Linked DNA regions of Homo sapiens: region 1 is linked to region 2. A link is an interaction called in ENCODE POLR2A ChIA-PET data of the cell type or tissue named here. Cell type or tissue: OCI-LY7. All regions are shown on one strand. Each heading gives the region's core, and the rest is flanking DNA. Links, peaks and the distances in the headings are about the cores only.

Evidence for each region. ChIA-PET counts read pairs that join two places held together with the same protein. Peaks named below come from ENCODE experiments on the same cell type or tissue, not always from the same donor. Only the 100,000 strongest peaks of a DNase experiment are listed, where the experiment ranks them.
Region 1: POLR2A ChIA-PET joins it to region 2 with 5 read pairs; 2 of 35 experiments call an interaction of 5 or more read pairs at or near these places.

Annotation. Positions count from the first base shown.
Region 1 is chr4:80,699,336-80,702,261 of GRCh38, reverse strand. All of the region lies in intron 3 of CFAP299 (cilia and flagella associated protein 299), which reads right to left. Among named protein-coding and RNA genes, the nearest start is that of BMP3, 330 kb to the left of the region's middle. In OCI-LY7, for the core only: no CTCF peak of the experiment used is centred there; no DNase peak of the experiment used is centred there.
Region 2 is chr4:80,952,500-80,955,425 of GRCh38, reverse strand. All of the region lies in intron 5 of CFAP299 (cilia and flagella associated protein 299), which reads right to left. Among named protein-coding and RNA genes, the nearest start is that of BMP3, 77 kb to the left of the region's middle. In OCI-LY7, for the core only: no CTCF peak of the experiment used is centred there; a DNase peak (open chromatin) is centred at 1,195.

The sequences.
Region 1 (2,926 bases), core at 142-2,641, 250 kb after region 2:
AAAAATTAATATTTACAAATATTGAACTATGTCCTCTCTATTGTGTTAAAGTAGGTAATGAGAACTTCTTAACCTTGGTATCTAGTTGAGTAGTTGTTAAAAAGCTGAGATTTTTGAAAGGATATTATAAAAAATAAATATATTTATGCATTTCTTCTGCATCACTGCAGAGTTCTTTCCACCTCACCTCATTTTCCCACCTGTTTGGAAAGATATGTTCTGGCAGAGTGTCTATGACTTAATATCATTCCAACCACATACAAGTTGAATTCCAGCCTCATAGCAACAAATCTCTGGGGAATAAAACCTGGCCACATACAAAGAACATAAACTGTTCCTTCACAAGATGGCAGGTATCTGGCACATGATTTGGGTTTTATTTAAACAAACTGATTAGCAGTATCACATTGGCAAGTTCATTGTTTATAATCATTCTATTTCATTTGCCTGTAAAAAGTAGAAGCACACATTCCGTTTTATAAGCCTGGTATGAATCAATAGGGATTTTTTTCCATCAAGAAAATACTGCAGTGCTAAAAGCAAGAAGGAAAAAAGATAAGTGCAAGAGATTTTAAAGCCCACCAACACTGCTGTAAGAAGAAAGTTTCTGCTAACAATTACACCATTAACCACACTCAAACTTTTGTGGGAAAAATAATAGAGACACCAGTAAATCTCACTGGATTTCATGCCTAAAACCAGTGTAGATAAATGGACTTACATCTGAGTAGGCTCTGAATAAGAAAAAAAGGATTATTACTTTTAAATATCACTTTCAAAGGATTATTACTTTTAAATATCACTCCTTGCCAAAAGAGTCTTAGCACTTTCTCAACAAAACCAACACATTTAGCTATTTTTGAAAAAGTAAGTAATTAAACTTGTTTGATGATTGGTGTTTGATAACTGAATGTTTGAATTCAGATATTTTTAATACCAATAATGTCATTTTTATTTCCACAAGGGAAGAGCTATGAGAAATCTGTTTTCTATATCCTCTTACTCAATATCTTCCTTTCTAACCCAATCCAATGATTCTTAAACCATATCCTCAACTATTTTATGCTCTTGATTTTTCCATTTGTGTTCTCAATTCTAACCCCCACTAATGTTTTTATGATCCTTATCCATTAACCTTTTTATTCAAAGTATGGAAGGCAAAATAGCACAGTGCTTAAAAATATGAACTTGGGTACCAGACAGTACTTGGTTCAAGGCCACCCGCTCCAGCTTAGCCTCTTACACCTCATGCTTTCTCTTCTAGTACCAATCTTGCTTGGTTCTGAGGATCTATAAAGATAATGCATGTAAGTGCTTAGAACAGTGGCTGGCACAAAATAAACATGTTTTTCTATTAGTAAATCATTAGTATTTATTAGTTTTCATTGTGATTTTTGTTTATGCCTCTCCTACCCCTCTTCTGGCTTTGTATAAATTCAGTCTGTAGATATTAAATCTATCCCATTTTATTTAAATTTTTAAAAATTATTTTTAAGTAATCTCCTTTTATCTGGCTATTGTCATACCTATTTGCCATCTCATTCTACAATTTCTTGATAGAATAGGCTAAACATCCTATCCCCATAGTCTCACTTCATGTATTCCTGAATGCACTGGTTTCTACTTAGTACCCCAGCCTTTTAGAAGGCAATCTTGCATTCTCACTTTCTTCTAGCCAGTGTCGCACTAGAGCTCCAGTTATAGCTTGCTGTATACTGCTACTTAGATACACGAGTGGCCCTCAGACTCAGTAAATCTAAAATTGAAGTACTACTACCTTAGCTTTCCAACTTTCTTTTCCTCTTCATTTACCTATTCTAGTTAGCGGTACCACCACCATCCCACTGATAATACTGAAACAATAAGTATTATGATTAATTACAAAGTACAACCAGCAGTAACTAAAACTTACTAAATGTTTATTAAGTGCCATTCATTGTTCTAAGTAGTTATAAATATTAACTCAATGTTCACAAAAGTCCTATGAAGTAATTACTATTAATATTATTTGATAAAGAACAAGGGTAAGTAACTTACCCAAGGTCACACATCTAGTAAGTAGTAAAGGCAAGTATTCTACCTTCGGAAACTACACATTTAACTACCTTACTACACTGACTTCAGCATGGTGATCAGAAAGATGGCAGTCACCTTTAACTTCTCATTTTTCTTCACTTCCTTTATTGGGTTAGTACCAAATTCTGTTCTTTTTAAGTACAATTTACCTACCAAATAGATCTCTTCACATTATAATTTTTCTCACTTATATGATGGTTATACTCTTTGCTTCTAGTTATTTCCAATCTCTTCCATAACCCTTCCAAAAGGAGGTATCTAATATTAAATTCTGATTAGTTACTTCCCTGCTTCAACGATATTCACAATAGAAACTTAAGCTGAATGATACAGCCATTGCCTACTTCTTCAAAGCCAACTCTTGTCACTTTTCTTACCATATATAATGTTGCAGGAAAACAGTGATTCCAAATTAAGTCTAGGTTGTGTCCAGGGCAGAAGTTCAGGCATGTGTGATAACTTAGCAAGGTCTCTTGAGCAGAAGACTTAGAGGGCCAGTGAGCTCACAAATGACTTGATCTAGTAAAAATGCCCTAGTTATAGGAGCTGAGAAGTTATTTCAAATATAACACATTGACCATCTCTTCAACTGTTCTCTTGAACTTGAAGAAACTGTAAAACATTAGCTAACAATATTTCTTGATCAGAGGAGAGAAAATCACCTTTACTGCCCATTTTGCCACAGAATGTGTCCCACCTGGAACACTATGAGGATTCAGGGTGTTTCTGGTACTGCCTGGTGCAGTAGTAATTGTGCTTTCTGCAGCTGGAAGAAATGTGACAGCTGATCGGGAGTTATGGAGTTTGAAGAAGCAGCAATAGATAACATGGTATTTGTTGAAGCAGCAAT
Region 2 (2,926 bases), core at 182-2,681:
CATTTTAAACATATTCTCTCATTTCATCTTCACAACAACTCTTTGTAAATGGCTATACATTTTTAGATTTTTACAGATGAGAAGACAGAGGTGAAGTGCTCAAAAGGGTGAAGTAATTTTCCCTAATCACAAAGCTGAAAAGATCTCTGTACCTTCAACTCATTCTAAGCATTGCTCCTCTTAAGAGCTTTGCCCTGCCTGAGCCCTGATGACCATTTCTCATTCCCTTCCAACTTGTTCTGCAGTTCTAGCTGCTTTCAACTGCTCCAAAGTATTTTAGAGAATCCTCAGGTCTTGGAGAATTCTCAAGTGGGATTTATTAAGGTACTCAAGCAGGTCTTTGAATAACCTAAAATACAATTATACTACTCTGTATATGGCCATGTGTGCGTTTTTTTTTTTTTTTTTTTTTTTTTTTTTTTTTTTTTGATGGAGTCTTGCTCTGTCACCCAGGCTGGAGTGCAGTGGCGCAATCTTGGCTCACTGCAAGCTCCGTCTCCTGGGTTCACGCCATTCTCCTGCCTCAGCCTCCCAAGTAGCTGGGACTGCAGGTGCCTGCCACCATGCCTGGCTAATTTTTTGTATTTTTTAGTAGAGACAGCGTTTCCCCTTGTTAGCCAGGATGGTCTCGATCACCTGACCTCGTGGTCCGCCCACCTCCGCCTCCTAAACTGCTGGGATTACAGGCATGAGCCACCATGCCCAGCCAAAACTTAACAGATTTTAAAAATAAGTTGTCCCCCCCGCATATTAAGAACCTATCCCCTTGGAGCAACCTCATATACTTATGAGGTAGTTTTCTGACCTGCCAAGTTGGGGCTGACATTTTTGTTCATTTAACTGTGTTTTTCTTTTCCACTCTTGCTTCAGCTATTTGAGAAAATGTATATATGTTCAGGGCCACCAATGTACATGCCAAAGATATCTCAGCCAGCAATAGCCACTTATAAGTTATCAACATGAGATTTTTCTTTCTTACTAATGGTCTTGGTCACTATTCATGCTATTGTATTCCATATTCTAATAAAATTCAACTCTCACTCTGCTTTGGGATTTCAATTTTTGAGAAATTATGAGTATTTGCTGGGAGTGGTGAATGGCTGAGAAAGAGTCATGGGAATTAACTACTTGTTCAACTGTTGAGACCCAGGAAAAAAACATGCTCTTTTTTTGAACTAGAAATAATCCCTCAACTGTGGTCTTGCACCTGCAATGACACCATGCCTGACTCATGTGTTTTCTGATGCCTGCTTCTGTGTTATTAGTTATCAGGTTTTTAAGATCATAGAGGAAACAATTATTTTGTTCTTATTCAATCATTCCATCTTGCCAGGAAATTAACTTCTACTCTCTTCCATACTTCTTGATTTGAGGTAATACATTTTGTGAGAAAGTGAGCGTGAACTGTGTCTAAAGCTCTCTTCCTCAAATCTCTCCATCCTTATATCCCTAGGCCATATGGGTCCCTTTTACTTTTGGCATCATGTTTGATTAGGTTGCTCTTGGAAATAAAAGCTTAAAACAATAATTTTTCTTTGTCATGTATGCTTTATTGGGATATGTACCTTTCTTTTCATTGCATATGTTCAGCTCAGATGATGGAGGCTTATCATTTATACTCTCTTATTACTAAACATTGACATATATATTTATGTATATACATAATTCAAAATTCAAAAAATATATATGTATTTTTTTCTTTCGTGTAGCTTACATTTCTTGTGTTACAGTTCATATATGAGTTCATGCACTGGACACTTATGAACAATGTGCTTATCTCTGGGGGTTGTTCCTTAAATACTGCATATAAAATTAAAGTCAGTTTTTCAGGTCAAGTGGAGGACATGACATTTAAGTTTTAGGAGTTTTAATTCATAAAAGCCAAGCTCTGTTATATAATTTTAATGTATTCCTCAAGGCCATTGATTTTAGCAGTAGTTAGTTGAGTAAATACTTAATTTATATGTGGTGGGCTTTCAGTTCAGATATACCAGGTGATTACCCAGAGGAGAAAATGTTTAAAAGCTACTTAGTATGTGGGTGTTTTAGGGCTATAATCAACCAAACATTCAGTAATTTGGGTAGCAAAACGAGAAAGTTGGCAAGGCCTCAGCTTTACTTAATAACTGTGACTGTGCCACAGTTAAAAAGCAACATTTATAAGAGGCCTCCAAGGAAAATACAGGGGCCAAAAAAGTGGTGTTGGTGATTCAGTAGATATCCCCTGCCCCACTGGCCCAATATTAATTTAGTCTTGTAGTGCAGTTTGCAGAAACATTTCTGAGACGTTGCGGAAGCCATAACCTTGTTTAAAACTTATTCTATTCAGCTTTTTGTTTGTTTGTTTTTCAAAAGGGATTATATATAGCTCCTCCTGTTAAAAGGCAGATTTTAAAACTGAGGACCTTCACTGAAGGGCGAGGTTCCAAGAGATTAAATTGGAACCATCTGCATATAGGACGTAGAAATGTTATGGGTCTCCGTTTTGAGAAGATCAATTTCAAGGCTATGACAGGTTAGGATTTTAGGATCTGGGAGGCAAGGGAAATGAAGAGAAGCCAACGACCTCAGAAGCAGAGGTGGCATTAAACAGGTAATGAACACCTTTCCTACTAATAGTAGCAAGTGCTTGCGTGGGGGTTGCCTGAGAGGGCAGAACAGAGGAGAGAGGAGCTCTGAGAAGATGTTGCTGGACTCTTCCTCTAAATTAAAAAAAAAATGCAAAAACAAAAACGGGTGATTTTATTAGTTGAATTTATTTTTAATTTTAAACCTTATGTGTCTAGTCTTTTGCTCAGAGAAAAAGAAAGAATTTGACATATTTGTTTTTAGCACCTGTACAATAATAGACAACAGTGACTACGCATTTATTTTTAAAAATAATAAAGTAATTGCTACTCTCATTTACCCATGCACCTAACACATT